7 separate regions of the Mus musculus genome follow, and all the other regions are linked to region 2. Evidence: chromatin contacts called from ENCODE Hi-C data. All regions are on one chromosome and are shown on one strand. Each heading gives the region's core, a stretch centred on a gene start or an enhancer-like site at or near the end of the contact. The rest is flanking DNA. Distances are from core to core; before and after follow the strand shown.

Region 1 (3,419 bases), core at 568-3,067, about 91 Mb after region 2:
CTGTTGCATGTCATTGTGTACTGTTTCAGCTTTGTATGGTCGATCCTCTCATTATACTGAGAACTTTCAGACTTTGTGGTTGAATGTAACCCTAATGCCTAGACTAAACCCTGGCCTAGGAATGGGTGCTAAGTTATCACTTGAAGAGTAGACGAACAAATGAATTTGTACTTGGTGGTTCTCATTTCATCATCACTGTGACTGACAGAAGAAACATGGGGGCCACCCCCTCTACTTCTTGGTGACAATTATTATGCAGTTCAGACAAGAATAAATCTAGTGGTCAATGAGATGCTGAATAGATTAATATAGTAAATGCTATAAGAACTTGAGGGTATCAATAAATTTTGGAGAAAGTAGGCAAAAGTTACAATAGCAGGATTTAAGTTGCTTTTGGAAACTGGTAAGTATGAAGCTATATATATATATATATTTGATAGTAGAGATTCTTGACCATCCCAGATACCTGGTCATTTCTCCAAAGTGATTAATAATGCAGGGATTATGACTCTGTGAGTGATGTCACCGATGAGCAGGCTTTTGAGAGACATATAAGAAAGAAACAACCTAATTTCTAAGAGGCGAACTGTAAACGTCAGTGCCCAAGTAAGATAACATCTAAATCTGTGGATATTCTCACAATCATAGGTTTAGCCCCATGAAGCCCCCCTGCCTTTCTCTTTCCCCTTTTGTTAGCCTGGGGAGACATGGAGGACATCTTTGACCAAACACTCTTAAAACAGCCATGTGTAAGCTCAAGACATGAAGGGAGCAGCTAGAAAGTACATCATAGTGGAAAGATGGGGAATATCACACAGATTTTAAGAGAGCCCCTAGCTGTCATTGCTATAACTCTCCTTGCTTTCAATAGCTGCTGTAAAATTCAAGCACGCTGATATATTTGCTACCATCAACCCCAGATCTAAGGCCAGTGTTCTAATTTTAGCCTGTACCCTGACCCACAAAGAAGGTTTTCTCTACTTTTTCTTTTGCTTCCTCACATATGGGCCAGACCCAGTGCTTTATCACATCCTTGTGAAATTCATGTTCCATTCTAGTTAGTGATACTAGTTAGTTCCATTCATGTTAGTGATACCCATATCCACTCAGCAGAGCTGCTATCACAGAGTCAGAATCCCTTTCTTCCTCTCTTCCTTACTTCATTTTTTAAATTTCCTTTATTCCTTCTTTTTTCAGTACTTTATTGGTCCTGTGGGTGAAGTATTTATAGCAATTTTTGAGAAGGATATTAGAAAAGATTTTGCAGGATTTCAAAGATCTCCTTAAAGGAGAGAAAAATCATATCTTAACACTATTCCTAGGTACCATCCATAGGATTCTGGTGAATGCTTTGAGAATCCAGGTAGGATGAAGAAAAATCTCTTATGATTCCTAATTCTGGGGACATTGAGGCTTTCTCTAGCTGCCCTGGGAATTGCCTGTGGTGGGCAGACCTACCATGTTAATTTTTTTAGGAATGGTGCTTAACTGTGAAAAACAAGCAATGACCATTGCCCTGCAGGATTAAAGCTTTCTTTACACCATTCAGCCCATGTTCTTCTCCAGTGTTCTCCCATAGTACAAATCAATGTTTGCTTAGTCATTGTAGACTAAGGGATGGGTTAAAGGAAACAAGATAGAGAAAGCATAGGGAACCGGAGTCTGGACTTAAAATAGGATACATGTCTTCTGCCTAATGTTTCTTTTTATGTGGTTTCCATGTGGATCATCATCTGATAGTGATGTCAGTCATTGTTAGCAGATAGTGCTGTCTTTTAGCTAATGGGCTGAGTGAGTGAGAGGGCAGCAAGGCGTCAGAGGGAAGAGACATAGGCAGAGCAACAATACTCAGGAAAGAAGTGGACAGATGGCCGTAGCAGTGGTATGAGTTCAAGAATGCTTGTGAATGTGTATGGATATAAAGAACAGAACAGAGAATGAAGGTCTTTTAGCAGAATGTCTGCTGGAGCACAGATCTCCCTAGTGACCCCACTTGTCCCTTTATCTGATGGTCATTTTTTGTGTCCACCTTGAGATACTAGTCTCAATTTACCGAGGAAACGGCCTGGCAAGTCACAATAGGTAGCATTGGAAATGCGTATTCTAGAAGATGTAATTCAGAAAAAGTTTGGTTCTGCTCCACCCATACCTGGGTCTTGGTTTTCTCATTGAAGGAAGAGGTATCTAATTACTCTGGTGACTAAGATGATCTATGAACTTTTGGTCTTGCTATAAGTCCTGATGGAATACTGAAGAGACAGATTTTATGTTGAAGTATGGGTTCTCTAATAGAACATACTAGACATTATGGGGGAGTTAACATTCTATTCCATAATGAGGAGTAGAACTTATAAGAACTCTACACAAAGCTATATGGGTCTAAGTTTGGAAGTAGAATCTGGTAGCACAAATTAATGATTTATTATGCCATTAATTGGCTTATATATTCAATAACTATGTCTTCTTAAAGTTGCAGTTAAGGGCTATTCTACAGGCTCTTCTCAGACATCTGAGCTTACGTGGTCTTCCTGCCTCATCTTTCTCATCTGGTGCTACAAGAACATGCCATTGTTCCTGGCTCAGTAATATTCTTGAATATTTGCTGCCAGTGCCTCTAAGTTAGGGATCTAAGAAAGAAATGACAAAATCAAGTCTATGCCCTTGAGTCGCTTGTAACTCTGTATGCTGGCTAGTATTTTTAACTATTTGCTTGCCATAACTTACAATCAACTGAGAAGACAGCCTCAGTTGAAGACATTTTTAGATCAGGTTGGCCCACAGCCATGTCAGTAGGGGTTGTCTTGATGGTGAATAAGGATAGGGAGAAGCTCTTTGAATGAGGTGAGGGCATCACAATTTCATGGGCTGGGCCCTGACCTGAGTGAGTAGAGCTAAGTGAGCACAAGCTGGCAGCCAGCATGGTGCATTCATCTCTCTCTACCATTCCTATGGGTGTGGTACAACCAACTGTCTTATAATCTTGTCCTGTGACTTCACTGCAATGGTGGCCTGTGACCTAGAACTGTAAAAGAAGACCCTTCTTACTCAAAGTCACTCTGGTCAGTGTGTTTTATTAGAGCAACAGAAATGGAACTAGTGTAGCTTGTTAGGAGGAAAGGGGACATAACTGAGGTGGGTGTGGCATCTAAAGAAAGAACCATCTTGTCTAGAAAGTTTCCAGTCCTCTCTATCTAGGATTAATTAACCAAAACCAGAGATAATGGAGAAAGGCAACTGTGAGCAGTAAAGGATCTTAGGATTCAAAAGGAGGTGTTTGAGAAAAGGACAACCATGCATGTGTGTGTCTGTCCCAGCTTTCCTAACGCTGTGACCCTTTAATATGGTTCCTCGCAGTGTATGATTCCCCCATCACCATGAAACTATTTTCATTTCCACTGTATAAGTATAATTTTGCTACT
Region 2 (3,430 bases), core at 860-3,359:
ACCACTGGGGAGGTGGAAGCATGAAGGTCAGAAGTTCAAGGTCAGCCTCTGCCAACAGAGCGGCTTCAGCTAAGCCTGAGTCACGAGACCCTGCCTTAAAAGTTGAGAGATTTCCAGAGGCTGGAGGAAGGGATGCCCTGTGGGACACCAGACACTGGAGCAGGACACCCCACCTCAGCACTGTGCTTTCTCCCAGGCCAGCTTGTCATCCTCAAACCCTATCTCGGGCAGCACCGGCAACATGAGAACTTAGCACATTACAGTGGCTGAATAGCCAATCACATTACTGTAAATAGTTGAAAAGACAAAAGAGAGGCTAGTCTCTTGAAACACTGGTTTTGTTTTGTGTGGTTTGTGGTTTTTGTTTGAGACAAGAGTCTCCTAACCCTCAAGCCCCTGTACGTTATAAGATGTAAACACCGTCCCAGATTATAAACCATTGTCAGTTCCCATGAGGTCACTGTGTTAGACCAAACATGTTCTGAAAAATGACTTTAGAAGTGGTGGATGAAGCCTCAGGTAACACAGGGGTCCCCAGCCTTGCATCTGCGCTCTTGTGTATCATCCCCTCACCCCTAAGACTGCAAGAGACCCGTGACTGTCCTGCTTCTCACCAAGAGTTACCTGCCTTGCTAGCAGTCTCTGTGGTTCTCCTTTGCCAAGCTGTGACCTGCTTAGGGAGCATGCACATGGCAGGAGATGGCAAGTAGCCATCTGTCCGCCAGCCAGCCAAGACCAGATGAAACTCGCAGATCTATGGTGCAAGAAAAGGAATTCTGCTGGCAACTGTAGCATGGAAGCAGTTTCTCCCCCAGTCGAGCCTCCTGATGCCATCACAGCCCTGAATACCACCTGGACTGTAGCTTTTGACCCCATCACTCTGTGTTTCAATTCTTGAACCATAGCAATATGAGAGCAATAATAAATATGTGGTGTTTCAAGACACTAAAATTGTGGTAATTTATTACATAGCATTGAAATTACAGAAATCTTAATATGTAAAAGGGGACAAAAAAAAAGAAGAAAAGTAATATTGAGTTACTGGCCACATGGAGTGTTTATTAATGTAGATCCAGAGGTCAGTCTTCAATGCTCATTCCCATGATTCGTAGAGTCGATAATTCCTTACCATGATTACTGCCACCATTGATGCTGGGGAATGGACCAGATGGGGACAGTGATGTGCTCAGACAACAGAGTTCCCTGGAAGTCTCAGCCCTTTCAAAGTCACTGTCACCTTCAATGACATCCACAGAGGTTTCCTGGTCTATTACACTATCAGAAACACTTGGATTGTTTTCATTCCAGGGTGAGGCTTCATTATCTGTTTCGTCATTGACCTGTTGAATTATAACACCCTCTGAATGCTTGACTTTATGGGCGGGTATTAAAAATTCGCCCGGTAAAGAGAACATCTTGTTTTCGTCCTTCGGCACAGCCGACAGCATGTCCAGGGCCTCCTGGTACTGCTGGCGCTCGTGGTGACTCACTGTTTCTTCATCACTTACAAACTCATTTTCTCTTGAAATCAGAGCCTTTTGAAAATGAAGTTGATTCAACATTCTGAAATGTTTTTGCTTTGCTGGGTCTTCCTCAGATATGCAGCCTAAGTCAACCTTCAGCCCATGCAGCAGGTAGCGCATCTTTCCCTAGAATTGGGGGGAAAGCAATTCTGAGGGTCGTTACATTCGCTACACTATTAAAACTGAACTCTATCTGCAGCGCTGCTAGTCTCATGATCACACTCTCCCAGTCCTGCCCCTTTCCCCTCATAAAAAGCACAAGGCAGAAAGTGCCTATTTTAAATAAAACATATTCTTTTAGAGAATAGAAAAACATTAAATTCCAAAGAAAGACCAACCTCCTCCAAATGATGTTTATTTTTCTTTATATGTCGCTCAAACAGTCGCTCTAGAAACCTACAAATGATAAAGAAAAATATTAGTATCTTAAACTCAGATAACCTACTAAATGTAAAATAGTTACATAACATAAAAACCGACAAAGGCTGCAAAGTAGTTTTCAGATGAATGGTTTTCCCTGTGAAGCTAGAAACAAATCCTTCCTGCTCTGTCACGTGCTCTAACCTGGCAGGCAGCCTGGCTTCTGTTACGCATTTGTTTTTACGTTAGATAACAGACGCCAGTCTATCAGAAGGATTACGTACTACTTATGTTTCTGTGACTGTTTTAGGTGAAGGATAGAACTGCCTGCAAATCTCTCTCCCCATTAGACACACAGACACTAAAAGCTCCCTGCGCCCTTCACCAACCCTACAGAAAATGCTCTCACAGAGCTGTTAACCTTGCTCCTAAAGAATACTCTCCATGGACGCCAAGCCTACAAAACAGCCTCCAAGTGGATGCCAGGGCTTTATGCTAAACATATACAATAGTCTGCCTCCACTCACCCCAGCCACGGTCTCTTATGCAGCCCTGGCATTCAGAGATCTGCCTCCTTGCTGGGATTAAAGGCGTGTGCTACCATGCCTGGCCCTCTCTTCCTGCTAAAGCCAGGGTATGAAGACCAGTGAGAGCCATGGTAAAGGTGAGAGATTACATCTCTAGGATGAGTTTCCTCTCCCCTGAGGTTACAGCCCCTTCAGAAAATTTACCTGAGAAGCAAAGGTCACGATCCCTTCAGAGAAGTGACCAGCTTCAGGGAATACATTCTTTCTACAGCAGGCCCAGTACCACTCTTACTATTCACAAGTCTCCTGGAAACAACTAATTTCCTTGGCCACCATCATTCATACTCGTTAACACATGCAGTAACCCAGGAGGCCTGGGTTGTCCTATCATGTTTAGAGATCCAGAAACTTGTATCCTACTCTACAGCTACTGCTAACATTCTGGAATTGCACACCCGGACATTGTTATATGCTTATATATTTCCTCAAGCTGGGATTAAATAATACATATTATTTTGGTATAAATACACACACACATACACACATTATTTTGGTATAAATACACACACACACACACACACACACACACAAACACACAAACACACGCATTTTCTCATCAACTAGATGAGATCAACTGAAAGGTTGAACACCTTTCAGTGTGAAGAACTCCATCTTGCACCATTTAGTTTCTTTCTCAGTCTGGTTTTATGTTTGGTCTTATGAACCAGTGCTAAATCTTAAAGAGGAAATATAAACATTTAAGGAAACATGTAAATGATATGCAAATTTTGGGGTTGTATTAAAAAACATAAAAGTTACCATTTTAACCCTGTAAAATGTGTAGTCCAGTAGGGTTCCACCTATTGGTGCTGCTGGGAAGTGGCTCTCTAAACTGTTTCACCTTGAAACTTAAAAACTCCTTATGCAGTTCTTAAAAGTTACTAGTTTTGTCTCAACAATAAAAGAACCTCTGGTGGAATCACCATGCCTGACCTCAAGCTGTGCTATAGAGCAACTGTG
Region 3 (3,480 bases), core at 218-2,717, about 91 Mb after region 2:
TATATTGGTATTTTTGTAATAATGCTAGAAACTGAATTATCACTATATATTTATATATATTCTAAACATATACAAATACATATATATATAAAACATATATACACATGCATACATATGTAATGCCCACATATATACACACATATGTATACATACACACATGTATATAAATGTATACACACACATGTATATATATATGCACACATATGTATACACACACATATATACAAATACACACATATACTTGTGTGTCAAAATATATTTGTGCTTCTTTTTATTATATTACATCAATCAGAAAAATGTCATGGTTACAATGCCAGTGAAATATGTACAAGATGAACAGCTTCAACTCATGTCTGAGCACCATAGAGAAGGGCATATAAAAGTGCAAGCATATATTTAGACAAATATATTCAGATGCAGGTGCATGTGCATAAAAATTATCACTGTCTTTGGCAGCTTAGAAAATACCTGTAAAGTCTTTCCTTATAAGGTTTGTTGACTTATACAAACAGAATAATGACTGAAGAGAGATGTCCCTCATATTTCTTCCTGCCTGAGATTCTAAAGCATCTAGGCCATCTGAGTTCTCCTTTACATTTTGTCAGTTATATCAAAAGTGGCGTTGGTGGAAAAGCACTTACAGCAGGTCTGAGTGGGAGAGACATCAGCTGAGTTGCTATTCTAAGGTAGTGAACAGGATTCAGGGAACATCTTAAAGTTAGACAACTTGTTGTTGTTGTTGTTGTTGTTTTTAGCTCACTATATACTTTGGTTGTCCTGGCTGTAGTTCAGGCCAGCTTCAAATTCACAGAGATCTACCTGCCTCTGCTTGCTAAATTATAAGATTGAACTCAGGCACCAACATGATAACTTCTAGTTAAATCCAAAAACGAAATGGGATACAGAGAATTTAGCCCTGTTCTCTGTGACTCACCCTGCTGATTTATTCTTGTTTCTTTGGAGTATATATGAAGTCCCTGACTTTTGAAGTAGCTTATTTTAGGCTGCATATTCAGAACCTGTGTTTGTGAAGAACTTTTCCAACTGTGAAGTGTTGAAGGAGTTTGAGTTAAAGATGAACTTTTTGTTGGAGGATAAGGTAGGACAGAACCACTTGTGTCATGGGAAATTTTGCATTACTGTTCTAATTACTTTTCCTTGCTGAGATAAAACATTTTGACCAAAATGCAACTTGGGGAAGAAAGAGCTTACTTGGCTTACACTTTCAGGACACAGTTCATGATTAAGGGAAATGAGAGCAGCAAATCTGAAGTAGAAACCATGAAAGAAGCCTGTTATCTGGTCACTCTCTAGATCATATTTAGCTAGCTTCCTTATAGAGCCACAAATTTGTGTGTGTCCATTCCCATCAATCAACAATTGAGACCATCCCACACAGGTATTTTCATAGGCCAGTCTCATCAAGGCAATTTCTCAATTGAGGTTTTCCTCTCAGAAAACTATAACCTGTGTTAAGTTGACAGTTAAAGCCAACCAGAGAAACTGCTCTGTTCTATAGAGGTGGTGTTTCTCAATAATGAGCTGTTCTGCATCAAGAAAAGACTCAGCTCTGTTCTTACTCCACACTTCATAACTGAATTTCCCAATAAAGTAGGCATTTTCCACATGAACCATTCAGAAAATTTACATATTTCAAAAATCTATCATGGACAAGTTAAAAAATGTAATATTACTGACATACTGATTATATGTTGATATTCAAGAAGATAAAGTATTAAAATTTAATTTTATCTGGATTTGTATGTCTTTCAATGTGACCACCATAAAATCTAAACTTGCAGATATGACACACACTTTACTTATATTAATATAAGACTGCTGCCTAGATACTGCTCATTTAAAAAATATATGTAAGGCTCAAACATCTAAGGGGAAAGTCCTTAGATAACTAACTTGTTATTTCTTATTTATGGTGATTAGATAGAAGTGATTCAGTAGACTATAGAAAAAATGTGAAATTTGAGAAGGGAGAGAAAGGAGATAGGAAAGATATTAATAAAGTAACTAGCATGGAGGGCTGGAGAGATGGCTCGGCCATTAAAGAGTGGACTCACAACTGAAATATGGTATAGAATAGAAACTATTTTTTATTATTTGTAATATAGTCTTTGTAATAAAAAAGAGTAGAGACCAAGCAATTCAAGCTGTCTATTAATGATGGTGTGTTAAGATGTTGATGATGTTTGATGTATTTCAAAGTATTATTGGTGTAACTGGGCTGGAGAGCTTAACAATAGTTTTATGTATTATCAGTGAATACAGATAAAATGCCTTACTCCCATCCCAGCCAAAACCCAAATTGTAGGACACTAAATAGATTTAAGCAGCTAACTTATCACTATATCAGAAATCTAAGATGTTTTGTATCTCTTGAGTCACTGAGAGACCAGAGTAGTTTTGAATATTAGAATAAATCATCTCTAAGTTTTCAGTTTTCATATAATTTTCAATGTCTATGGTTGATGTTCCTTCAGCAGGATTGCATTCAGCACCACGGAGAGCTCATTCTCCCACAGGGCACTCAAATCATTTCTGCATCTCTCTCTCCCTCCCTCCCTCCCTCCCTCCCTTCCTCCCTCCCTCTCCCCCTCCCTTCCTCCCTCCCTCTCCCCCTCCCTCCCTCTCCCCCTCCCTCCCTCCCTCCCTCTCGCTCCCCCTCCCTCCCTCTCCCCCTCCCTCCCTTTCCCCCTTCCTCCCTCATCCCTCCCTCCCCCTTCCTCCCTCTGTCTCTCTCTCTCTCTTTCTCTCTCTCTCTCTCTCTCTCTCCAGAAACTGAAGCAGAGGAGAGATATCCCCATTCACACAGTCATGTCTTTTTCCCATTATACTTCTTTAATGCCATTACAGACAATTCAACTTTTTAAAATGTGTGTCTCAGTTTCCTTTTTGTTGCTTTTGTTGTTGTGATGAAACACTACGAAAAAGGCAATTTATAAAAGAACAATGTTTATTAGGGATGACCATTTCAGAAGGTTAGTTCAGTCCATGACCATGAGAGTGGGGTGTCTGGCAGCCAGTGCTTCAGTATTGTTCTGGAGCAAAGTCAAGATCTCACATCTTGACACAGCAACCATGAGGCAGAGAGAGCAATAACTTGAAATGATATGGGCTTTTGAAATCAAATCTCCAGAGACTCACCTCCTTTAGCAAGTCCCTACCTCCTAATTCTTCTCAAATAGTCACACCAACTGGGACAAAGCATTAAAACATATGAGTGTTTGGAGCCATTCTCATTGAAACTATCACAGGTAGACTTGTGATTTTGTATTTATGTTTCAAATGACCTACTTGTGAAGGTAAGGTGTGCAACGTAGGGAATAGTTTACCTAAAAAGAGTTCAAAGAGTTCATTTTGGGCTAATTTTTCACAAAAAGGCTTATAGAAATGAGTTTTGGGGTTTTTTTGTTTGTTTGTTTTGTTTTGATTTTTAAAGAAAGTGCTCTAATGAGAATGCAAATC
Region 4 (3,124 bases), core at 202-2,701, about 92 Mb after region 2:
ATTAAAAAGAATGAATTTATGAAATTCCTAGGCATGTGGATGGCCCTGGGGGGCATCATCCTGAGTGAGGTAACCCAATCACAAAAGAACTCACATGATATATACTCACTGATAAGTGGATATTAGCTCAGAAACTTAGCATACACAAGATAAAAGATACAATTTGCAAAATACATGAAACTCAAAGAATGAAGACCAAAGTGTAGATACTTTGCTCCTTCTTAGAATTGGGAACAAAATACCCATGGAAGTAGTTACAGAGACAAAGTTTGGAGCTGAGACGAAAGGATGGACCATCTAGCGATTGCCATACCCGGGGATCCATCCCATAATCAACCTCCAAACGCTAACACCATTGCATACACTAGCAAGATTTTGCTGAAAGGACCAGATAGAGCTGTCTCTTGTGAGGCTATGCTGGGGCCTAGCAAACACAGAAGTGGATGTTCACAGTCAGCTATTGTATGGATCACAGGGCCCCCAATGGAGGAGCGAGAGAAAGTACCCAAGGAGCTAAAGGGATCTGCAACCCTATAGGTGGAACAACAATATGAACTAACCAGTACCCCCCCCCCCCCCAAGAGCTTGTATCTCTAGCTGCAAAAGATGGCCTAGTAGGCCATCATTGGAAAGAGAGGCCCATTGGTCTTGCAACTTTATATGCCTCAGTACAGGAGAACACCAGGGCCAAGAAATGGGAGTGGGTGTGTAGGTGAGTTAGGGTAAGGGTATGGGGGACTTTTGGGGGTAGCATTAGAAATGTAAATGAAGAAAATACCTAATTAAAAAAATACTTGTTTTTCTTTAAATGAATGAATACTCATATGCAAGGGCTTCCAGAACTGAGAAGAAAGTAGGTTGGGTTGACCAAGTGCTTTGGGGAAGGCATCTTGGACTGTCATGTTAGTCATATCTTGGGACAAGTACAGATCACATTGTAAGCCTAATGTCTATAGAAATGGCTGTTTCATTCCCATAAATTATGCTGTTTTATTTCCAGGCCTCATTGGGATCTCCCATTTTCTTGATCTATGTTGATGTTGTCCTTGGCCAGGATTTGGTTGTAAAAATCTCCTTGTGGCTATTGGTCCAGTCTTGTTTTGTGAAGATGTTAGTATAAAAGCAAATAAAGGACTTGAGCCTGGGAGACCTGTGGAGGTAGCTCTTTTGTCATTGTTTCATCTTGGGGAGCAATCAGCAGATGCTGTGGGTTGAGAATTGTGTTATATATTCCTGGGCTGGCCTCTTAACAGTTGTATAAACTCGGTTAAGTTCTTTAACCTTTTTATTTTTCAAGGGGATGTGAAAATGAATGCATACTTTTCATTACCTTTTATAGCCTATGTGCAGAAACTGGGTAGACAGAGCTCAAGTCACATGCTCAGGATTATGGGACAAATGGCTGTGATGTGAGACCTGGGTCTGCTTGAGTCCAAATTCCATTTAGATTCAAATACAGAGTGTGCATCTCTCTTAAGCTGCTTCATTCACAACCTCAGATCCTTCATCTGTAAGTGAAAACAATGTACAGAAATGTTTGGGAGATAAAGCAATTAATAGAGATGATGTCAAATGTATAATAATGTGCAGACACATTTTATATAGTACATGTATTTGGGTTCCACTCTGCACAATGCAACCAGGAATACTGGACCTCAGTGCCCTTAGCTTAGTCCACCCTGCAGAGTCTGCCTCCCCTCTCGAACATGTCTCTCTCACAGCCTGTAGGCCAGTCTCTGCATATGCTGCTTTCCAGAACAATTTATCAGATGTTCTATTTCTATGTCTGGTCATCATTTCTTTGCCCCCCCCCCAAGGGATTTGGCTTCTAAGCCCATCTCTCACTATTAAAAGACAAATCCTTTCCAGAGTGGAAAGAGGAATGGACTCTAAGATCAGAGCAGATGAGCTTGCTAAGGAAGTGCTATGCATAGCCATGTAAGAAGCACAAGACATATTGAATGTGGCTTCCCTTCACGAGCAAAGCTGCCTCTCACTTCTGATATTTCATGGAAAGCTTCCTGGGACCCTGAATGTCAGCATCTCCCGTGGTCACATGTGAAGCCCCTCATCCCAACTGTTTCTCTGTAGAAAGGACCAGCCCACGCTCTTGTCACTTTGCAAGCTGTGCAAACATGTGTGGGTTTGAGGCAGCTCATTTTCGAGACAGCCCTTCATCTGTTCTCCTCTTGTGCAGACAGCAGGCAGGCCAAGTTCTGAACTGGCAAATCCATATGACAAGTAGGACTATTGGGGAGATGTGGTGTTTCCCAAAGCTGATCTTCTTGCAGACTCGACCCAGAAACATACCCCTTCTTTATATCAGAGAAGAGGCACCTTGCCAGGGGCTCTGACAAAGCACTCATGGCTGTGCCTGCCTCACACATCTCTTGCATTCAGCAGATGTTCCCTAAAAGTGGCTGCCAGGGCATTTCTGTAGCAGCGAAGGTGTTAAAGCTTCAAGGCCTCCAGAATATGTCTGTGCTGACAGATTGGGGAAAACATGTTAACGCGCTTATGGTGATGAGCATGTAAAAATAGGGCACAGATGTCTAATTTAAAAGACAGGAAAATTTCTTGGCATTTACATCTTATTAGTCATTACTATGTTTTTCTTGTATTTTATTCTCACGTTTAACTTTGGGTGTTCCTCTCATTTGCTTTGCCAACTGCAAGCTACCATCCCATAAACCAAACAGAAAACAACAACAACCAAAAAAAAAAAAAAAAAAAAAAAAAGTGATGCATTCCAAAAGACAGTAGCAAGTAATGAACTGGCCAGCGATCTTGCTTAGGATCTCATTTGGATTTCACAACTGCATTTAAATAAATGTGCAAGCACATTAGGCTGTCTTGACCTATTTCTGTGAAAAAGTAGTAGCTTAGATGCTTGAAGTATCTTAGGAGGAGGAAAAAAGGCTACTTTTTGAAAATTACCTCTAGGGGGCTTAAGAAATAACCTTGCTTTGGTTTAGTAGTTAAAATGTGGTATTAACATATATGATGATGTTAATGTGTTTGCTGGTTTTAAATGTTTTCGCCCATCCACATCCTGGGTATGAAAAGGCTGAGTGGAATAACAACTCAGTAGTGGCTCTAACATTATGTAAATGCTCCTTCTTAC
Region 5 (3,461 bases), core at 481-2,980, about 93 Mb after region 2:
CATTATGTGTCTTCATCCCAGTGTTGTATCTACCATCCATACTCTCAGCCAAGCCTTTCATCTCATGTCTTGCTTCTGTTGTTCCCACTGCCGGCTGATGTGCTTAGTTAACTATTGCTGCTCCTCAGTGTGGAGTCCATTGTGTAGGGGCCTCTTCTCAGTGTGGCCCAGCCATGGTCCCTCCTGGTCTACCCCTCATGGCAGCAATGCACTGCTGTCCCCTCTTCCTCAGTGTGGCCTCTAGTTATGGCAGGCATGATGAGTCGCATGTGTAAATAGCATGCATTCTTTGATCATCCCGTTACTTTAGCCTTACCTGCTTAATGGACCAGAGCAGGAATGGATTCTGGGCCCACAATGACCTGTCCAGTTTGGCTGTTACCTTTGACCGAAGCCATAGACGGTGGGCCAGGTGCAGGCTAGATGTCCTCCTCAAGACTCTGTGCCGTGGTCTTTCCATCTTGTGTCAAGTCCTTTGGACCATTCAGTCCTAGGATCTGTTTAGTGAAATCAAGGATGCTCTAGGCCATCTTATATCTCCTGGATACCTGGATCTACCTTGATCTTAGGTGTCTGTAGTTTACCCACTGCTAGAAGGTAAGTGGGGGTCAAGTTCTAGGCAATCCTGATTCTCTCATCCTCTTCCTGCTCCCTAACTCCTAGAAGAAAGAAGATATTTCTGATCCAAAGTGTGTTCTGCTTGTCCCAAGTGTTGGAAATAAAATGTTATTAGATGGTACTGTCTATGCATGCCTGCATGCCTGCGTGTGTATGTGCACATGCCGTAATTAAAGTTTCTATTGCTGTGAGGAAACACTATGACAAAGACCAACTTGGGGAGGAAAGGGTTTATTTGGCTTACACTTCCCCATTGTAGTCCATCACTGAAGGAAGTCAGGACAGGAATTCAAGCAGAGCAGGAACCTGGAGGCAGGAGCTGATGAAGAGGCCATGGAGGGGTGCTGCTTACTGGCTTGCTCTGATGACTTGCTCTGCTTGTTTTCTTATAGAACTCAGGATCACCAAGCCCAGGAATGGTACCACTCACAATGAGCTGGGCCCTCCCTCATCAAACAGAAAATTCCCTAATGCTGGACCTTATGGAGACATTTTCTCAATTGATGCTCCCTCCTTTTAGATAATTCTAGCTCATAGCAAGTTGACATAAGACCAACCAGCACAGTATATAAACCAAGTTGCATGGGTGTTTATGTATGACTGTGTCTCTGAGTATATTTGTGTGTCTGTATGACCATTACTGTGTCTCTCTGTGTATTTATAAATATATGCATGTGTCATGTGTGCCTCTGTATGTGAACAAGTATATCTCTGTACCTGTATACATGTATATTCATATGTATGAGTATCTGTGTAGGAATGTGTGTGTGTGTGTGTGTATCAGTATGTGTGTTTCTTGCTATGTGAATGAGTATATCTATATCTGTTCATGTATGTGAGTATGTCTGTGTGTTTCATGAGTGTCTGTGTGTATATATGAGTGTGCCTGTGTAAATGTATAAGCAGGCAGGCAGACAGGCAGGGAAGGCCTGGTTCCTACCTTCCTCTAATGATGCCTTGCCCCATCAGGAGCCTCTAATTTTCTGTTTGTACTGTGCCAGGCCTGTGAGGGATCCAGTCACTCACCCACGCCTCTGTCTGTAAAATGCCAACCAGCCATTTATGTTCCAGCTTCTTAGAAAAATGAAAAACTCCAGTCATTCAGCAAAGGCAGCTTATGAATGGTCTCTACTGACTTGCCTTTCAGGGCCTTGCAGACCAGCCTCTGAGACTGGAGACTCAGATAGGCCCTAGGCCACAGCTGCGTGGGTAAGCAAAGCATGCTGGGGCCTGAAGGCCTGTAGATGGATCTGGACGTGGGCATGTGTCGAGAGCAGGATGTCTCAACTTAGGATGCTTGGCTTGTGCTTGGCTGTGCCTAAGGGTGGGAGGACCCGGGAAGAACTGGGTCAGGCTGAACCTCGACTGGGTTAGGCTCTGCCTTCAGAGACAGTGGGAATCCAGGTCTGTGTGCAGAGGGGACCCACACTGAATCCCAAGGAGTGATGATGTGTTCTGGGGTGACGAGAGGGAGGGCTTGTCTGATGACTCTAATTCTATTGTAGCACTGCCCAAGCGGGGACTTCCTAGAGGGCCTTAGTAAGGGAGAAGGCGCAGGCAAACAGAGCTGCAATCGCAGTCTCTTGTGGAGCCACTGGCCTCAGCTGGCTTGTGCGTCTGACTGTGCTCCCTAGAGAAGCTGTTTTGAGGTTCTCTCCCACTTGCACACTCTTCCTGTTCTCTCTGAAATGCCAGGGGCTACTATGCTGGGCTAGGGTGAGTGGACCTCCATTAGGGACATAAGAGGTGACTGCTAGCGGCCACAGCTCAGCCTAGCCACAAGCCCTCCAGGACAGGCCAGCTTCTGTCCCAACCTATAGCTGCTCAGATGTTTCATTTCCCATCCTCTCTGAGAACTTCCTAAGCTGCTGTACAATAGTGGTCCCTCCCATAGTCTCGGGGCATCTAAAGATCCCAGCCCTAATCCTAACCTTAACCCTAACCCCACTTAGTCTGGTGTCTTGTTTGGAAAGACACAGCTTCTGGTTTCTTCCATATTTGATCCCTGCTACCATTCAGGCTATGTTGACAGTGACTAGGTTAGCCACAGAAGCTTGGCCTCAGATTGGTTGGGGATACCAAGGACATAGCTTCCGGCATGCCCTTTAATAGCATGGGTGTGTGGGAGTTAGCTGTCTGAAGTGCTCAAAGCCTGCCCTCTTTCCTGGAGCATCCTAGCTATGATGCTAGACCAGATCATAGCTCAAACCACTCCTAGACCCTGCTTCTCATCTACAATGATGTAGCAAATGGCTCTACCCCTGCCCCGCCCCCACATACTCCATTCCTCTACCCAGATCTCCTTACCTCTCTCCTAACACTGGCCTGATTGACTTACCATCTGCTCCCTGAAGGACAACATCACTCTCCTTGCTCTTCCTGTTATAAATGACAGTACCACCCATTTCTTCTCCAGCTAAGGAAGGATAGATCCAACACTTAAAGAACAGATGCTCAGAGCTTGCTGTTTAGAAAGGTGGGAAGTGCATCAGATCCAAAGTATTATTAAAATCCGCTAAATGGATAGACATAATTGCACTTAAAATTGAAGTTGGGTGGCCTCTGTGCCCAGCTATGTGTATATCAGTGTGTGTGTGTGTGTGTGTGTGTGTGTGTGTGTGTGTGTGTGTGTGTGAGCTCGAGTGCATGCACTCATAAGTGCACAGCTTATGGCAATCAGACCCAGCCACCAATTAGTTTCTCACTTTGGTTCATTTTGGTTGCTGTAAGCTGTTAAGTTGTCTTTATTATTTGTTGGATATGGTTTTGTTTGTAACCAACGTAGACCAGTTCGGCAATAAAAAGTGACAAAGACGGGAAACATAAAGAGTTTATGTTGAGCC
Region 6 (3,436 bases), core at 135-2,634, about 93 Mb after region 2:
GGCCCATCTCCCCGCTGTCTTCTTCCCTCTTCACTGACAGTTCTCCTGCTACCCTCAGCAGATTATTATTATTTATTATTTATCAGCCATGACACTGTACTGTGCTTCCTACAAGATATTAAAGGATACACAACCCCTGCACTGAGTTTACAGCCAAAACAGCAGAGCTGTGGGTCTGACAATCACAGGAGGCCCCTGAGAGAAAAAAGTTCTCCCTCCTCCCTGGCAAAGACATGAGTGGAGCCTAGTAAAGCCTTCCCAGGACAGCCAGCCCAGATCAGCCTTAAAAAACAGCTATGTCCCTCCCCTATTACCCACCCACCCCCGCCCCCAGTTTGAAATAGGCCTCAGTATTTGTGTGGATGGGGTGGGGGAGGTATGGGTGAAGAGAAATGAAGAAGGAACCCACCGACTATAAACTTCAGACTTTAACCTTCAGACTTGCCTGAAAGATGGAGGGGAACTGAGCCACAGGCTTTCCCTCTGAATCTCAAAACAGGTGAGGGGTTCTGTGGGTCTGGGAATAAGAAAACTGACCTGCAGAGTTAGCAACCCAAGGAAGACAGGCACAGAAAAGAAGTGTGCTGGAGAGATGAAAAAGCTCACACCCACACCGGTAGCCACAGGTCTCCAGCCAAAGTTTCCTCTTAGTGTTCCAGTTAGGGTCTGCGTAGACAGCATGAAGAGAGGAAGACTCGGTCAGTGTGGATCTTGGGAGGGTTGGCTGCAGCTGGAGTGTCAAAGCAGGCCTGTGTGATCTGAGCAACCCAGGGAGGTCTGTGAAAACAGGAAAGTTCGCATATGCTCAGAAGTCAGGGCAGATGCAAGAAGACAGGACTGGCATGGCTCGCGGTGGTCTTTCAGAGATATGGACGTTCCCTACTCCTTCTCCAGGCTGGAGTGTCATAGGGAGGGCGGAAGCTGAAAGACGATTGGACTTTTCTTTCTCAAACTTTTCCACCAGTTTCCTCAGGTGTTGAGAGCAGCAGGGAAGCTCCCTTCAGTCCGTTTCCTTGAAGCCCGGGCTCTCTCGGAACCCGGAGGCCATGGCCCAGCAGCCCGGCCATGCGTCGTGAGTCTACCGGCGCGGCCACGGAGCCGGGCGAGCCGGGTATCTTTGCAGGGGGCGGGGGTGGCGGACCAACCACGGACACACCCGCTGGCATTGAGCCTGGGGCCCGGCGCGCGGCTGCAGGGGATCCCTGGGGCCCCGGGAGCCAAGCGCTGAGCCGGGCCGGGGGCGCCCCGCCTCCCCCACCCTCCGCCCCCGCCTACTCGGGCGTCTGTGATTGGCTCCGCCCGTCCCTGGCTGCGCGCCGAAGCCCGCCTCCCTCGCAGCTAAAGCAGACGGTACCCGGAGAGGAGCGAGCCAGAAGGGAGCATGGTCCCCGCGCCGCGGCCGCGCCAATCCCCGCGCCGCCGCCGCCGTCGCCGCTGTCCCTGCCACCGCCGATCTAGCAGCAGCTCTAACCCCGGCTCCGGCTACCCAGCGCACGTCCGCAGCCCAGGTCATTGGCGAGCCTAAGCTCAGCCCCCTCCCGGAGCCCGAGCCCGGAGCCCGGCGCCCGGAGCCAGCCCCAGCCCCGCGGCCGCCGCGGCTGCGGGGAGAGGGCGGGGGCGATGCTGCCGGAGCCGCCGCCGCTGCCGCCGCCTCGATGAGAGCCGCGCCGCACCGCGCATAGCCGCGCAGGCTGACAGGCAGAAAGACTGACTTCCCTCTCCCGGGCATCCTCCCTGGGCTGCCGGGAGGCGGCGGCGGAGGAGGAGGAGGAGGGAAAAGGGGAGAAGGCGGAGAGCAGGAACGAGAGGAGGTGGACCTGGATCCGTTTCTCCGGGCCAGGACTCGAGCGGCCCCAGCTACCGCTACCCGCCGGCGCCGTCCCCTATCCATCAACCCTCCTGCACCCATCCGCGACCCTGGGCTCTCTGCGCGTCGGGCCGGGGCTGGAGCGGCGCGGCCGCAGGTAAGAGCCGGATCAGGTTGGGGCTCTTGGGATGCCTAACGGGGCAGAGGGGAGGGAGTAAGGGTTCCCAGGGTCCTGGTAGCTTCTGGGCCAGGCAGGACTTGGGAGTGTGGCCCAGAGCCTGGAACGCTGGGCTCGGCTCTGGCAGTGGCGGCGGCTGGAGCTGGAGCCTCCCGCGTCTGAGCTCGCAAGCCTGCAGAAGCCCTTGCGCCTGCGCTGCTCCGGGGATGGAAAAAAGGGGGAAAAAAACTTCCTGCCCCCGGGTGTGTTATGCAGGGAATGCCTAGGGGAACTATCGCAGTGGTCGAAGGTGCTAGAAGCAAATACGACACCAGAGTCGGGTAGCGCTGGGCCGGGCCAAGCCGTGTGCGCCCCTCTCCTGGCCACCTCCCCCTGCGCGGCCCAGGGCCCCAGCAGTGCCGGGGGACCCAGAAAGCACTGGAAAGCTGGTCCCCAGGGCGGCCGTGTGCCCTGCGGGTTGGGGAGATGCGCGCCTGTGTGCCAAGGGAAGCTAGATGACGGGTTCTGCCACTCGCGTTCTTAGACCCAGCATTTGGGGACCGGGTTTCTTCACTGGATCCCAAGTAACTTTCGAGGTGGAAGAGCTTGAATATCATCTGAATGGAACCCACACAGACCGTGTTGTGACCTCCCCTACATTCCCTTGACACCTTGTGGTTTCCAGCGGGGGTTGGAGGTGGGAGGACAGCTTCAGGGATGCGAAGGGCGGGGAGGTGGTGGCGAGTGGAGAGGGGTTGTTTATGTGTGGGATAGTAGACCGGAGACACGTAGGTGGGAGTGTGGCCGCGCGCCCAGACTGCCACGGGCCATGCGGGCTGACCGCGGGCTCACGTCCGGGTCTTCGTGGCCTGGAGGCAGGAGGGTTATCTGTGGTCGCGCGCTGGTGCCCTCGCTGGGCAGTGTCGGCCCCAGGCCCTAGGGGAGAGAGGCGTGCTCGCTCCAGCCCAGATCTCGGAACCCGCAGCCCAGTTTCGTTCCGAGGCTGCTCCCGGGGCAGGTTCGGTGTGCGTCGCCTGGGGAAGGTGGAGACGCACTGCCTGCCTGCGGCTGTTCTCCCAGGAGCCGGCGACTGCAAAGCGCGAGTCTTGGATGCCTGGGTCCGCCTGCTGAGAAGCCCGTTCTCTCTCATCGCTGGCCTCTGGAACCGAAAGGCAGCAGCGGTCAGTTGACCGATCTCCCGCGGGTCCCCAGGGATGATGGTGGGTGAGAAGCATCCGGTCCTGGTACATGCGCGGCTCTGCGAAGCACATCGTTTCTCCCTATGGTGTTTGCGAGGCGGCGCGCCTGGGGCAAATCGTGAACGCAGATGTTTATGTAGCATTAGGCGAGACCTCTTCGCTGGAGGGACTAGACGTGGAGGATGCCTGGCTGCGGCTGCCGAGAAACTTCCACTCCTCAGTTCTGGGACATTCATGCTCCACCACTGCAGGCTCCAGCCCCTCATCAGCTAA
Region 7 (3,456 bases), core at 294-2,793, about 94 Mb after region 2:
CTTACTGACCTAGCCGGCTTTGCCAAGCACCTGCTGGGTTGTGACTTAGAACACTGGAGGAAGGGACAGTGTATTCCATTTCCCAGGAAGAGCTAGATCTTACCCAGCAGGGGGTTCAAGTGCCCTGCTAGCTTTAATTCAGTGGGGAGCATTGGCTGCTGGGAGAAGGGAGGAGCAACCGTATGCCACTGAGCCCCAAGGTTCTTGTAGGCCATCTGCCCAGATCTCAGGGTCTAAATGCAGCCAATGCCTAAGTGAAAACACCACCCGCTCCCCCTCCGCATCACTATCCCACCCCCCTAAACTAGCTGAGCTACCCAGCCCTAGAAAAAAAAAGGGACACATTTTGTGGGTCACCAGATACCCTGCAGTGAGAGTTGTTTGTTCCTTGCTGTATTCCCAGCGTTGGCACATAGCCGTCCTCAGTAAACACTTGTTGAATGCAGTTGTGCATGCCCAGAGGGATGGGATCGGGGCTACCCACAGAAGCAGAGGGGGCCACTAGGCTAAAGCAGCTGAGCAAAAGTCACCCTCAAATCGTTGCGATCCTCCGTTTCTGTGCGTTTCGCTAACTTCATTCTAACGCTCTGCCCTCCCTTTCCCGCTTGGCCAGGTACTTTTTGCATTCTCCTTTGCACGGGTCTCTGCCCAGTGCTGAGCCACACCATGAACACAGCCAAGTTCTAATGTTCTTTCTTCTCCTAAGGTGCAATCCTAGAGGCTGTAGAGAAGAAGATAAGCAAGCCACTAAGGCCTTGGTTGTTTCTGGTCACGGGCAATAGGTTCACCAATTGTCCCTGGGATTCCACAAGCCTCTCCCTGTGTCTTCCCTTCCTCCAGAAGACCCAACACCCCCTCTGCAACTCAAGGGTAGCCTAACCAGACCTGGCTGGCTCCAGACTCCTTAGGACTTACCTTGCCTCTTCCCAGAGATCCTCTTCTCCTCTGACTCCACCCCCATTCCGCGGGTCCTAACAGCCAGCCCTACCCCAAGCCTCTAAACTACCTAGATCCAGCCACCTCCCCCCAACCCACCGCCACCCTGTGACAGCCCCTTCCTTTGCTGTGCTCTACAGACTCCAAGCTTCGTATACTCAAATGAACCCTAAACTTTCCTGGGCTGTTGCTCCTGCTATGCCTCTAAGGAGAGTGTCCAGGAAACCGCAAAAGGCAGTCGTTTAAATGCTCAATTTTTTGTAAGTACAGCTTGATCCTGGTTCTGTGGCTCACTAGCTGTGAGAGCTTAGACAAGTTCTTTTCTCTGGAAGCTTCCTTTTTCCTACAGACCTTAGGGTTAACCCTGAGATATGAAGGAGATAAGATAATGGCTAGTCTCGAAAGGAGATACAGGAAGAAAACATGCCTCCTATGCCAGGCTCTTCTAAAGCCAGGATACAGATGAACACCCAGGTTGCATGACGCAAGTGTCATTCTAGATGGCCTCTTTCCTTCATTGGGCTCTTCACACCAGAGCCCTGCCCTCTAGCAGCCTGGGGCCCCAGCCCAAACCAGCAGCTAGGAATTGCGCAGGCGCACTCTGCAGCACAGGCGTGTCCTAGCCCTTCCTGGGTGACAGTGAGGCACCGCCCACCCCGCCCCTGGCGCCGCCTTCACGTGCTGCAAGTCCCACCCGGAGGTTCCCACGTCTTCGAGTTCCTATTTGCATATGCGCACGCCAGATATTTATATCTTCTCCTCAGCCAGTCCAAGTTATTGATGTCTTAAAGTGACTTTAATCTGAGTCTTCTCTTCTTCAAATGGGCTTTTGATTTCCGGAGTGATATTATACATGGCTGTAAGCTATTGACTGAGCGATTGCGTTGTGTTCTCAATGTGCTGATGCTGGGAATCTGCGATATAAATAAACTTCCTCTGGTAGAATCATTATAAAGCACAAGCAGCAGAAATTTATGGAAAGAACAGATTAAATGCTTAGACTTAAATTCTTCAGCGTGCGCCTTGCCCTAAACTGCTGTGTCTGGAATTTGGGCTGCTGATTCAGGTGGAAAAAAATCAAACGGACACATCGCTTGTCGGTGCATTTTTACTATGATCTATTGTGTTGCCAAAAGAGAAAGCTCAAAAGCTGCCATTGATAATCCTGGTTAAAACTTGGAGCATAAATTATTAAGACATGTAGTTTCTTTTCAGAATGGTTGGGGATTGGGGCGGTAGCGCAGTAAAGAAATACAACATCAATATGTGCTTATGCATTGTAATGCGGGACATTTTTATGCCCATAATAAAACATTCCGCCTACAACTATGTTTATGAAAGCAACAGATAGGAAGATCCATAATGCCACTTAATAGAGTTAATCACCTCCCATCGGAACGCTTTAAAAGGCTTTTTATTGCACGTTGAAAAGCTCTGACCATAATTAATACCCGGCACACTGTCAGGTGCCAGTCAGAGAACTGGAAGCAGGAAGGGAACTCCATAGCACCGTGGGGCTGAAAAGATTCTCCAGACTGCTTCCAGCTGTCTATGCTCCCAGGTTTTAAATCAGGAGGCCAGCCTCCAGGGCTAGGCTGTGTCAAGCCCTGTTCTCTATGGGGCATAGACCTTTGAATTTTAAGTTGTGGGCCCTAGATATAAATTCAGCTCTTTGTTCTTAAGGTTTCTAAGGTTTGGACTGGTCTGAACTCTTGACAGTAGTCCCCCAAATTACCTTCCCAGGGGTCCTGAGATTCTAAGTAAGGTAGCCTCATTGCTCAAAGATGGTCTGGATGGCTAAGAAGTTGACACATGGCACTCAGCATTCCTCGGAGGTGGTCTGTCTTTGGTCAAGAGGTAGGTAAGGTCAAGTCATACCTCAGGCCCATTCCCTTCCCTCCCTTCCCTCCCTCCCCCCCTCCCCTCCCCTCCAGAGGAGGGACCTTATCTCCACGTCCCTTATCACTTAACAGCTGTGAAACTGGAGGCAGCCAATCTCAACAGCCCAGAAAAGCTGAAGAGGTGAAGGATCAAACTAAAATAATTCAAGAATAGAATTGCCCTTTAAAACTGGATTTAAGCCAGCCAGAGAAAATAAAGAGGAGGATCCATAATGCCACTTAATAGAGTTAATCGAGTTCCAATGGATACTTCCACAAAGGCATGGGCCTTCCCAGAGGCTGGGCAACTGACTGGTGGTAGAGCTGGACCCAGCTGGTCCTCTGGAAAGTCATTTCCTGTGTGTAAAGGCTGCTTTCTTCATGGAAACTGTTGAGCCAACATGAACTGAGAATGAATGACCTGTGAGGTCAGCAAGGCTGAGCTGTCGAGATCACAGCCTGGTGCCCTGCTGCAGCCTAACATGGCGGACATGAACTGAGAATGAATGACCTGTGAGGTCAGCAAGGCTGAGCTGTCGAGATCACAGCCTGGTGCCCTGCTGCAGCCTAACATGGCGGACATGAACTGAGAATGAATGACCTGTGAGGTCAGCAAGGCTGAGTTTGCCCTGCTGCAGCC

The links. Hi-C counts contacts between places; a loop is a spot of excess contacts on that map.
Region 1: a map of T-helper 17 cell shows a loop between it and region 2 (34-fold over the local background). The contact joins the promoter of 1700101O22Rik here to the enhancer-like site in region 2. A Hi-C loop is called at or near these places in 3 of 37 maps with a recorded cell type or tissue (T-helper 17 cell, T-helper 2 cell and regulatory T cell).
Region 3: a loop to region 2 is called in a map of T-helper 2 cell, with 36 times the contacts of the local background. The contact joins two enhancer-like sites. A Hi-C loop is called at or near these places in 2 of 37 maps with a recorded cell type or tissue (T-helper 17 cell and T-helper 2 cell).
Region 4: a loop to region 2 is called in a map of regulatory T cell, with 32 times the contacts of the local background. The contact joins two enhancer-like sites. A Hi-C loop is called at or near these places in 3 of 37 maps with a recorded cell type or tissue (T-helper 17 cell, T-helper 2 cell and regulatory T cell).
Region 5: a map of T-helper 17 cell shows a loop between it and region 2 (22-fold over the local background). The contact joins two enhancer-like sites. A Hi-C loop is called at or near these places in 3 of 37 maps with a recorded cell type or tissue (T-helper 1 cell, T-helper 17 cell and regulatory T cell).
Region 6: a loop to region 2 is called in a map of T-helper 17 cell, with 25 times the contacts of the local background. The contact joins the promoter of Klhl29 here to the enhancer-like site in region 2. A Hi-C loop is called at or near these places in 2 of 37 maps with a recorded cell type or tissue (T-helper 17 cell and T-helper 2 cell).
Region 7: a loop to region 2 is called in a map of T-helper 1 cell, with 10 times the contacts of the local background. The contact joins two enhancer-like sites. A Hi-C loop is called at or near these places in 2 of 37 maps with a recorded cell type or tissue (T-helper 1 cell and T-helper 17 cell).

Annotation. Positions count from the first base shown.
Region 1 is chr12:7,378,728-7,382,146 of GRCm38, reverse strand. 1700101O22Rik (RIKEN cDNA 1700101O22 gene) reads left to right here and starts at 1,817. Exons shown (of 3, transcript NR_045045.1): 1 at 1,817-1,882.
Region 2 is chr12:98,667,321-98,670,750 of GRCm38, reverse strand. Spata7 (spermatogenesis associated 7) reads right to left here. Exons shown (of 11, transcript NM_001289572.1): 10 at 1,862-1,919; 11 at 932-1,649. The coding sequence ends at 1,080. Among named protein-coding and RNA genes, the nearest start is that of Spata7, 41 kb to the right of the region's middle. Within about 2 kb of position 2,109, at least 1 of the 3 ENCODE cell types and tissues checked has a DNase peak (open chromatin) inside an H3K27ac peak, as active enhancers do.
Region 3 is chr12:7,419,515-7,422,994 of GRCm38, reverse strand. No RefSeq gene overlaps it. Among named protein-coding and RNA genes, the nearest start is that of 1700101O22Rik, 41 kb to the right of the region's middle. Within about 2 kb of position 1,467, at least 1 of the 3 ENCODE cell types and tissues checked has a DNase peak (open chromatin) inside an H3K27ac peak, as active enhancers do.
Region 4 is chr12:6,638,187-6,641,310 of GRCm38, reverse strand. No RefSeq gene overlaps it. Among named protein-coding and RNA genes, the nearest start is that of Gm51970, 180 kb to the right of the region's middle. Within about 2 kb of position 1,451, at least 1 of the 3 ENCODE cell types and tissues checked has a DNase peak (open chromatin) inside an H3K27ac peak, as active enhancers do.
Region 5 is chr12:5,338,725-5,342,185 of GRCm38, reverse strand. All of the region lies in intron 1 of Klhl29 (kelch-like 29), which reads left to right. Among named protein-coding and RNA genes, the nearest start is that of Klhl29, 35 kb to the left of the region's middle. Within about 2 kb of position 1,730, at least 1 of the 3 ENCODE cell types and tissues checked has a DNase peak (open chromatin) inside an H3K27ac peak, as active enhancers do.
Region 6 is chr12:5,373,630-5,377,065 of GRCm38, reverse strand. Klhl29 (kelch-like 29) reads left to right here and starts at 1,384. Exons shown (of 14, transcript NM_001164493.1): 1 at 1,384-1,964. It overlaps 2810032G03Rik (RIKEN cDNA 2810032G03 gene), which reads right to left and starts at 1,346. Exons shown (of 2, transcript NR_015579.2): 1 at 538-1,346.
Region 7 is chr12:5,117,991-5,121,446 of GRCm38, reverse strand. All of the region lies in intron 5 of Klhl29 (kelch-like 29), which reads left to right. Among named protein-coding and RNA genes, the nearest start is that of Gm51980, 160 kb to the left of the region's middle. Within about 2 kb of position 1,543, at least 2 of the 3 ENCODE cell types and tissues checked have a DNase peak (open chromatin) inside an H3K27ac peak, as active enhancers do.